2 separate regions of the Homo sapiens genome follow, and region 2 is linked to region 1. Evidence: read pairs that join two places in POLR2A ChIA-PET (ENCODE). Cell type or tissue: A673. All regions are shown on one strand. Each heading gives the region's core, and the rest is flanking DNA. Links, peaks and the distances in the headings are about the cores only. Region 1 holds the start of MOGAT3 (monoacylglycerol O-acyltransferase 3). Region 2 has its middle 16 kb from the start of ACHE.

What was found. Peaks named below come from ENCODE experiments on the same cell type or tissue, not always from the same donor. Only the 100,000 strongest peaks of a DNase experiment are listed, where the experiment ranks them.
Region 2: POLR2A ChIA-PET joins it to region 1 with 13 read pairs; 2 of 35 experiments call an interaction of 5 or more read pairs at or near these places.

What each region holds. Positions count from the first base shown.
Region 1 is chr7:101,200,450-101,205,824 of GRCh38, reverse strand. It overlaps MOGAT3 (monoacylglycerol O-acyltransferase 3), which reads left to right and starts at 4,789. Exons shown (of 7, transcript NM_178176.4): 1 at 4,789-5,079; 2 at 5,310-5,375. The coding sequence starts at 4,971. It also overlaps the pseudogene DGAT2L7P and the pseudogene RPSAP46. RefSeq lists enhancers at 2,023-2,829, 2,830-3,637. In A673, for the core only: no CTCF peak of the experiment used is centred there; no DNase peak of the experiment used is centred there.
Region 2 is chr7:100,908,806-100,914,180 of GRCh38, reverse strand. No RefSeq gene overlaps it. Among named protein-coding and RNA genes, the nearest start is that of ACHE, 16 kb to the right of the region's middle. In A673, for the core only: no CTCF peak of the experiment used is centred there; no DNase peak of the experiment used is centred there.

The DNA.
Region 1 (5,375 bases), core at 248-5,247:
CCCCTGTATTGCCTGAGCTGGAGACAGTGTGTGAGAGGGGCCGGGCGCGGTGGCTCACGCCTGTAATCCCAACACTTTGGGAGGCCAAGGGGGGCGGATCACGAGGTCAGGAGATCCAGACCATCCTGGCTAACACGGTGAAACCCCGTCTCTACTAAAAATACAAAAAATTATCCAGGCGTGGTGGCGGGCATCTGTAGTCCCAGCTAATCAGGAGGCTGAGGCAGGAGAATGACATGAACCCGGGAGGCAGAGCTTGCAGTGAGCTGAGATTGTGCCCCGGCACTCCAGCCTGGGCCACAGAGTGAGACTCCATCTCAAAAAAAAAAAAAGTGCATGAGAGGGCACAGACCAAAAGAGGGACTTCCCAGGCTGGGCACAGTGGCTCACACCTATAATCCCAGTACTTTCAGAGGCCAAGGCAGGCGGAGGATCACTGGAGGCCAGGAGTTCAAGACCAGCCTGGACAACATAGCGAGACCCCCCCCATCTCTACAAAAAATAAATTAGCTGGGCGCGATGGCTCACGCCTGTAATTCCAGCACTTTGGGAGGCTGAGGTGGATGGATCACCTGAAGTTGGGAGTTTGAGACCACCCTGGCCAACATGGTGAAACCCTGTCTCTACTTAAAAAATACATAATTAAGCTGGGCACGGTGGCCCATGCCTGTAATCCCAGCACTTTGGGAGGCTGAGGCGGACAGATCACGAGGTGAGGAGTTCAAGACCAGCCAGGCCAAAATGGTGAAACCGCATCTCTACTAAAAAATACAAAAATTAGCTGGGCATGGTGGCGGGCGCCTGTAATCCCGGCTACTTGGGAGGCTGAGGCAGGATAATTGCTTGAACCTGGGAGGGGGAGGTTGCAGTGAGCTGAGATCGCGCCATCACACTCCAGCCTGGGCAGCAAGAATGAAACTCCAACTCAAAAAAATAAATAAGCCGGGCTCAGTGGCTCACGCCTGTAATCCTAGCACTTTGGGAGGCCGAGGCAGGCAGGCAGATCACTTGAGGTCAGGAGTTTGAGACCAGCCTGGCCAACATGGTGAAACCCTGTCTCTACTAAAAATACAAAAATTAGCCAGGTGTGGTGGCACAGGCCTGTAATCCCAGCTACTCAGGAGGCTGAGGCAGGAGAATTGCTTGAACCTAGGAGACGGAGGCTGCAGTGAGCCAAGATCGTGCCACGGTACTCCAGCCTGGGTGACAGAGCAAGACTTCGTCTCAAAACAAAAAAACAAAACAAAAAAAGCTTTCCACGCTACCCACAGAGGGCTCCATCCGGCGTTGTTCTGGATTCCTGTTGTAACTTAAAGAGAAACTTTCACAACATCCGGAGCCCTTGATGTCCTGCAAATGAAGGAGGAAGATGTCCTTAATTTCCTTGCAGCAGGAAACCAATTAGGTGGCACCAACCTTGACTTACAGATGGAACAGTACATGTATAAAAGGAAAAGTGATGGCATCTACATCCCAAATCTGAAGAGGACCTGGGAGAAGCTTCTGCTGGCAGCTCGTGGCATTGTTGCCATTGAAAACCCCGCTGATGTCAGTGTCATACCCTCCAGAAATACTGGCCAGAGGGCCGTGCTGAAGTTTGCTGCTGCCACTGGAGCCACTCCAATCGCTGGCCGCTTCACTCCTGGAACCTTCACTAACCAGATCCAGGCAGCCTTCCGGGAGCCACGGCTTCTTGTGTTTACTGACCCCAGGGCTGATCAGCAGCCTCTCACAGAGGCATCTTATGTTAACCTACCTACCTTGCTCTGTGTCTCACAGATTCTCCTCTGCGCCATGTGGACATTGCCATCCCAAGCAACAACAAGGGAGCTCACTCAGTGGGTCTGATGTGGTGGATGCTGGCTCGGGAAGTTCTGCGCATGCGTGGCACCATTTCCTGTGAACACCCGTGGGAGGTCATGCCTGATCTCTACTTCTACAGAGATCATGAAGACATTGAAAAAGAAGAGCAGGCTGCTGCTGAAAAGGCTGTGACAAGGAGGAATTTCAGGGTGAATGGACTGCTCCGGCTCCTGAGTTCACTGCTACTCAACCTGAGGTTGCAGACTGGTCTGAAGGCGTGCAGGTGCCCTCTGTGCTATCTAGCAGTTCCCTACTGAAGACTGGAGCATTCAGCCTGCCACAGAAGACTGGTCTGCAGCTCCCACCACTCAGGCCACTGGATGGGTAGGAGCAACAACTGAATGGTCTTAAACACCTGTACTGTGAGCTCCCCCTGCCCCATCTTCCAGCCCAGGTGCACCTGGCAGCCTGGCTCTTGCATTCCTCGGCTGGGCTTGGATGCTGGCGGTCCTCTACCTGGTCTGGCTCTATTGGGATAGAAACATACCCAGGGCTGGAGCCCGCAGATCTGCCTGGGTTTGCAACTGGGCAGTTTGAGACATTTCTGTGACTACTTCCCCCTCTCAGTGAGGACCTGGGCTGTGGGGTGCTGGGTGCGGTTGGGGCTTCAGAATAGACTCTTGGGACCACCATCTCCCAAAGTGCAATCTCACCGTTGGGGTGGGGTGCGCCCGTCTGCTCCCCAGCTAGTTAAAACTGCAAAGTTGGGCACCTCCTGGAACTACCTCTTTGACTTCCACCCTCACAGGGTCCTGGTCGTGGGAGCCTTCGCCAACTTCTGCACAGAGCCCACGGGCTGCTCCTGCCTCTTCCCCAAACTCCCGCCACACCTGCTCATGCTGCCTTGTTGGTTCCATCTCCTCTTCTTCCAGGACTACATCATGTCAGGTGGTGAGAAGAGGAGGACCTTGCTGCTGTCTCCCGCCCCACCATCCTCTTCCCAGGGGACACTGGGGCCCAGCTCTCCTTTCCCCATGTCCTCTCCACTCTTCTTTCCAAGTCCCAGGCTTTGGCTGGGTGCGGTGGTTCACACCTGTAATCCCAGCACTTGGGAGGCGCAGGCGAGAGGATCGCTTAAGGCCAGGAGTTCAAGACCAGCCTGGGCAACACAGTGAAACCCCATCTCTACACAAGAAAAAACAAAAACAAAAATTTAGCCAGGTGTGGTGGTACACACCTGTGGTCCCAGCTACTGGGAGGCTTGAGGTGGGAGGGTCACTTGAGCCCTGAAGGTCAAGGATGCAGTGAACCAAGATCAGGCCACTGTACTCCAGCCTGGGCAACAGAGCAAGACTCCGTCCCTAAATAAATAAGTAAATAAGACCCAGGCGTTGGGTCCCCCAGCTTCTGCCCTCCCCCCAGGTTTGGTCTCCTTTGTCAAGGCCCCGCTGCCTCAGTGGTGGCCAGGTGGCTGTCCTGGCGTGGGAGGGCCCCTGCAGGCGCTGGAGGCAAAACCCGGACAACTGAGCTTGCCGATTCGGAATCAGAAGAGATTGGTTAAGTCAGCTCTGGAACTCGGGTGAGGACCCGAGCGTGACCCGGTGGGGACGCCCCAGGGCTGCCGGGCCGGGGAGGAGGAGAGTGGCGCCACCCGCGGACCCCGGGGCCAGGAGTCAGCCGCGCCATGCTCTCCTGCGGCCTCCCTAGTGCCTGTCTTCTCCAGGGAGAATGAGCTCTTCCAGCAGTTCCCGAACCCGCAGAGCTCGTGGGTGCAGAGGACGCAGGAGGCTCTGCGTCCGCTGCTAAGCGTGGCCCTGCAGCTGTTCCTGGGCCGCCGGGGCCTCCCGCTGCCCTTCCGCGCGCCCATCCGCACCGTAGGTGAGCCCCGGCCTCCGCCCCGCGATCCTGGCCCAGGGCCCGCTCCCTCCCCGTCCCGGGTTGGGGCCACCCAGACTGGCCTTTGGCCACCGCGCCAGCCCTGAACTCTGTTCCCGCCTATCCCCAAGGAGGAAAAGAGGAGGAGAACCGGGGATCCCAGCCCAGATCGCCTCCCGTCCCGCCCGCAGTGGGGTCGGCGATTCCCGTGCAGCAGAGCCCCCCGCCCAGTCCGGCCCAGGTGGACACGCTGCAAGCGCGCTACGTGGGGCGACTCACGCAGCTCTTCGAGGAGCACCAGGCGCGCTATGGTGTCCCCGCCGACAGACACCTGGTCCTCACGGAGGCGCGCCCCACCGCCTGGCCTCGCCTGTCCGCTGGGTGACTGCAGGTGGGGAAGTGAAATTAAAGACTGGCGGCAGGGCACGGTGGCTCACGCCTGTGATTCCAGCACTTTGGGAGGCCGAGGCGGGTGGATCACTTGAGGTCAGGAGTTCGAGACCAGCCTGGCCATCATGGTGAAACCCCATCTCTATTAAAAATCCAAAAAAAAAAAAAAAAAAAATTAGCCAGACGTGGTGGCGCGCCTGTAATCCTAGCTACTCGGGAGGCTGAGGCAGGAGAATCGTTTGAACCCGGGAGGCGGAGGTTGCAGTGAGCCGAGATCGTGCCACTGCTCTCCAGCCTGGGTGACCGAGACGTGTGAAAAAAAAAGAAAAAAAAGAAAAGAAAAGAAAAAGAAAAAAATTAAAGTGGGAAACAGACCTGCAGCCTGTGTGTGTTTGTGCATGGCGGGGGAGGTCCAGGCAGGGGTGGTGACCTTGACATTCCTGGAGATGCCCCGGACCAGGCCCTGCCCCCACCCCGACTGGAGGTCAAATAGTCTCAGCAGGGCTTCTGGCCCCTTCCAGCACCTGGGACCCAGTGGGTGGGGCTAGCCAGATCACTCTTGTCCACTCCAACATCAATTCCTGAGGCACTCGGGTGTCACCTCTCCCTTGCACACCCCTTACGCCTCCCAGCCCCACCCAGCAGCCAGCCCAGACTGGTGACTGACAGGAAGTTCAAAGATCAGGCTGAGAAAAAACCCAGAGACATCTGGGGCTCTGGATCCAAAGATCTCCCCACTCACACACCTACGGACACACGCTACTCTGGGAGGTGATTTGCGACTTAGCCAGGCCCCCAAAGCTGGGCTCCTGTAGGGAGAAAGTCTGCCCAGGTCCACATCCAAGCCTTCATCGTTTGTCCTCCGGGTTCTGGGATCCTGCTGGAAGAGGGGAGCTTCTGCAATGGGAGTTGCCACAACCCTGCAGCCCCCAACCACTTCCAAAACCTTGCAGAAGCAGCATCTAGAAGCAGTGGGCGCCTACCAATATGTGCTCACTTTCCTCTTCATGGGTGAGAGCTGGGGAGGCGTGGGTGCCTGGGGTCTGCCAGGGGAGTAGGGCTTGGAGGGAGAGTGGCTGGGCTGCTGGCTTGCATGCCTGAGGACAGTGACCAGGTGACTGGTCTGGGAGAGGGCCAGAGGAGAGAGCTGGTTGTTCTGAAGGGGAGGAAGGGAAGGGAGCAGCTGGAGGGAATGATGGAGTTTCAGAAGTGAACTCTTTTCTTTCTCTCCCTTCCCCCAGGCCCTTTCTTCTCCCTTCTTGTCTTTGTCCTCCTCTTCACGTCACTCTGGCCCTTCTCTGTTTTTT
Region 2 (5,375 bases), core at 138-5,137, 290 kb after region 1:
GCGTACTAAGATCATAGCCTATGCAGGCAGGGAGTTCAGAAAGAAAAGTAAAAATGTCCTATGTCCATTTGTGTCTTAGGAGAGGTGAATCCATGGGCGTGACCTAGGTTTACCACCCAAGGAGTGAAGGTTTAGCGTAAGGGGTGAAGTCATCTCTAGTGTCAAGGCCCTGGGTTGGGGTGATGTCGTCTGAGATGATGGCATCTACAGCAGTGAGATTTTGGGGTGATGTTGTCTGGCATCTGGTATGTAGGATGGGGCTCCTTCTTTTTTTTTTTTTTTTTTTTGGAGGCAGGGTCTCCCTCTGTCACCCAGGCTGAAGTGCAGTGGCACTATCATGGTTCACTGTAGCCTCAACCTCCAGGGGTCAAGCAATCCTCCTGCCTCAGTCTCCAGAGTAGCTGGGACAACAGCCATTCGCCACCATGCCTGGCTAACTTTTTTTTTAATTTTTTTTGTAGAGGCAGGGGTCTCATTATGTTGCCCAGGCTGGTCTCAAACTCCTGGCCTAAAGCAATCCTCCCACCTTGGCCTCCCACAGTGCTGGTATTACAGGCGTGAGCCACCACGCCTGGCCTAGTGCATTTTTTGAAAGGTTAAAGTTAGAACCTACATTGTAGAGGCACAAAACCCAGTGTCCTTTTTTATATTTTTGTTATATGAATTTTGAATTTCCAGTTGAATCAAACTATGGAAAATATATTGTATACTAAATTTATCTGTTTATATTTATATTAAAATATTATATATGTATCATATGTATATTATATATGTATAATACATATAATGTATTACATATAATATACATATGTACATATAAGGTATACATATCTACATATATATTGTTACATATAATATACATATGTACATATAAGGTATACATATCTACATATATAATATATTGTATATAATATATACAATATATTTAACCATATATATTGTACCTCTAGGTACAAGGAGAAAATAAAAGGTGACTAGATAAATTATATATACATATATAATGTGTATAGAATATACATGTAGTATACCTATATGGTACATATAATAATATATAATGTATTATATATTAATATATATACACACATATGTGTACATATGTATATATTATACAGTAATATATGTATTATATCACATATATTATGTATGTATATTTTATATGTATATATAATTTAGTTAGTCACCTTTTATTTTCTCCCTGTACCTACAGGTTTGCTCATTAATCAATAAGTAATCTAGAGATAACATTATGTTTGCTAGACCTGGTGTTTGCTCAATACTTAAAGTTTAAAGTTCTCCTTTTTTTCTTGGACTTCTAACTTCCTGAAGCAGCAGTCTCTCTCTCTCTCTCTTTTTTTTTTTTTTTCTTGAGACAGAGTTTCACTCTTGCTGCCCAGCCTGGTGTGCAATGGCGATTACCTTCCACCACCATGCCCAGCTAATTTTTGTATTTTTAGTAGAGACGGGGTTTCACCATGTTGGTCAGGCTGGTCTCGAACTCCTGACCTCATGATCTGCCCACCTCAGCCTCCCAATGCTGGGATTACAGGCGTGAGCCACTGTGCCCGGCTTCTTTTTTTTCTTTTTTTTTCTTCCTTTACGTTTTGAGCCACCTGAAGCCTGAGTTCTTTGTCTCTGGCTGACAAGAGGGAAAGTGGGAAGAGGAAAGGCGCCCTGTGTCTCCAACCAGCAGCCTCTCTGGGGACGCCCCCCACCGCGAGATAATCAGTACCTTTTTTCCTTCTTTTTTTAAGTAAAATGTGTAGAACTACTTGTAATTCTAGGTGGCTAAAATATTTTTTTTCTTTCCTCCCTCTCTCTTTGGACGTTTACCTGACAAGCTCATGGTGGCACTGAGTAGCGTCTGTTGAGAGCAGCGAACAGTCTTTGTTCCCATGTCTTGGTCCTACTGATTATCTTTTTTTTTTTCCTTTTGGAAACAGTCTCGCTCTGTCGCCCAGGCTGGAGTGCAGTGGCACAATCTCAGCTCACTGCAACCTCCGCCTCCCGGGTTCAAGCAATTCTCCTGCCTCAGCCTCCCAAGTAGCTGGGATTACAGGCACCCACCACCACACCCAGCTAATTTTTTGTATTTTCAGTAGAGACCAGGGTTCACCATGTTGGCCAGGCTGGTCTCAAACTTCTGACCTCAGGTGATCCACCTGCCTCAGCCTCCCAAAGTGCTGGGATTACAGGCATGAGCCACCGTGCCCCGCCATCTCTTTTTTTTTTTTTTTTTTTTTTGAGACAGGGTCTCATTTTGTTACCCAGGTTGGAATGCAGTTGTGTGATCACATCTCACTGCAGCCTCAATCTTCCGGGTTCAAGCAATCCTCCTGTCTCAGCCTCCTGGGTAGCTGGGATTACAAGCATGCACCACCACACCCGGCTAATTTTTTTTATTTTTCTGTACAGAGTTTCACCATGTTGCCCAAACTGGTCTCACACTCCTGGGCTCAAGCAATCCTCCAGCCTCAGCTTCCCAGAGGGCTGGGATTACAGGCATGAGCTGCCTCGCCCAGCCTGATTATCTTGATCTAGGTATTTACTTAAGAGAAATGAACATGTATACACACACAAGTTTTGAGTGTACTAATTATAATAGCTAAAAATTAAGAAGGGAGGTTATCAGATAGTGAAGGGATAAATTTTGGTATATCCATACAATGGAATCCTCTTTGGCAATAAGAAGGAATGAAATATATGTGAACTGACTTGGAAGAATTGCAACAACATTAGGATAGTGAAAAAAGTCAAATAGTAGACAATATGACTATTCCATTTATATAAAATTCTAGAAGAGGCCAGCTGGGCGCGGGTGGGAGAGGTGCTTCTAAATTCTCACGCCAGTGAGACTCATGCCTGTAATCCCAGCACTTTGGGGACCGAGGGGGGCAGATCATTTGAGGTCAGGAGTTTGAGACCATCCTGGCCAACATGGTGAAACCCCATCTCTACTAAAAATACAAAAATTAGCCGGGCATGGTGCTGCACACCTGTAATCCCAGCTACTCGGGATGCTGAGGCAGGAGAATCACTTGACTCCCAGGAGGCGGAGGTTGCAGTGAGCCAACATCATGCCACTGCTCTCCAGCCTGGGCAACAGAGCAAGACTCTGTCTCAGAAAAAAAAAAAAAGGAAGAACCTCGTGGAGGTAGAGTAGACTGACAGTTATCAGAGTGTAGGGAGGGGGCAGTGAAGAGAGGTTGGTTGATAGCTACAAAAATACAATTAGATAGAAGAAATAGGCCGGGCACAGTGGCTCATGCCTGTAATCATAGCACTTTGGGAGGCCGAGGCGGGTGGATCACCTGAAGTCAGGAATTCAAGACCAGCCTGGCCCACATGGTGAAACCTCATCTCTACTAAAATTACAAAAATTAGCCGGGTGTGGTGGCATGTGCCTGTAATCCCAGCTATTCAGGAGGCTGAGGCAGGAGAATCGCTTGAGCTCAAGAGGCGGAGGTTGCAGTGAGCCAAGACTGCGTCATTGCACTTCAGCCTGGGTGACAGAGTGAGACTCCGCCTAAAAAAAAAAAAAAAAAAAAAAAAAGGAAATTGAAAAACAGGAAGCAAAAAACAAAGTCATCCACAATCACCAGCATTTTACAGCTTGACATTCCTTCTAGGGTCCTGGGTGTAGGCAGAACATCCAATCTCATAGGACTGAGATCACACAATACGTATTATGCTTTTTCACGCATCATGAATATTTACCCATTCAAAACCTAAAGCTATGTGAGCATTTTGGTAACCAAGAATACACATCACCAACTCAATCTGTTAAGGAAAAAAAATGTAATCCTGCTTTTCTTGAGACAAAAATTTCATAGAAGACAAAAGTGGCAATAGGCATCTAGATAAAAAGCATTGGCAGAGTTCTGATTAAAAGACTGCATTCCCTTAATGCTCAATTTAAAATAAAAACGTAGACCAGACACAGTGGCTCACTTCTGTAATCCCAGCACTTTGGGAGGCTGAGGCGGGCAGATTGCTTGAGCTCACGAGTTCGAGACCAGCCTGGGCAACATAGCAAGACCCCTTCTCTACAAAAAATGCAAAAATTAGCCCAGCGGGGTGGCACACACCTGTAGTCCCAGCTACTGGGGAGGCTGAGGTGGGAGGCTCACTTGAGCCCAGGAGTTTGAGGCTGCAGTGAGCTATGATTATGCCACTGTACTACAGCCTGGGTGACAGAGCAAGACCCTGTCCCTTAAAAAGAAAAAAATAGATTTGGGGAAAAGTAGATCTTTATAGAGCCGAACACCTTTTTATTTATTTATTTATTTATTTATTTATTTATTTTGAGACAGAGTCTCGCTGTGTTGCCCAGGCTGGAGGGCAGTGGTGCGATCTCGGCTCACTGCAACCTCTACCTCCTAGATTCAAGCAATTCTCCTGCCTCAGTCTCCCAAATAGCTGGGATTACAGGCGCCCGCCACCAGGCCCAGATAATTTTTTGTATTTTTTAGTAGAGACAGGGTTTTGCCATGTTGGCCAGGCTGGTCTTGAACTCCTAACCTCAGGTGATCCACCCACCTCGGCCTCTCAAAGTACTGGGATTACAGGCATGAGCCACCACACCCAGCCTTTTTTTTGAGACAGAGTCTCACTCTGTCACCCAGGCTGGAGTGCAGTGGTGCGATCTTGGCTCACTACAGCCTCCACCTCCCAGGTTCAAGTGATTCTCCTGCCTCAGCCTCTTGAGCAGCTGGGATTACAGGCACCTGCCATCATGCCCGGCTAATTTTTGTATTTTTAGTAGAGACGGGGTTTGGTCATGTTGGCCAGGCTGGTCTCACACTCCTGACCTCAGGTGATCCACACACCTCGGCCTCCCAAATGCTGGATTACAGGCATGAGTCACCACGCCTGGCCTTAAATTCTTACTTAAATTTATTAAACTTATTCTTATTTAAATTCTTTTATTCCTCAATTCCTTTCTATAAATTTTCATTATTTTACTTTGAAATATCTGCCAGGACTTTCAAGAATCATAATTTTGGCAACCCATATGCCAGCCTTATGTGTCTCACAATTAAAGCACAATGTTTTGAGCATTGAAAAGAACCAATATGTTGATTCACACTCACAGTTGCAAAACAAACGTGTTAGGCCATTCTTGCATTGCTATAAATGCCTAAGACTGGGTGATTTATAAAGAAAAAAAGTTTATTTGGCTCACGGTTCTGCAGGCTGTACAGGAAGCACGGTGCCAGCATTTGCTTCTGGTGAGGACCTCAGGAAGCTTCCACTTACAGGGGAAGTTGAAGGGGAGCTGGCATGTCACAGGGCAAGAGAGAGAGCAAGAGAGAGTGCGGGAGGGAGGTGCCACACTCTTAAACAACCAGATCCCACTCACTATTGCAGAAACAGCA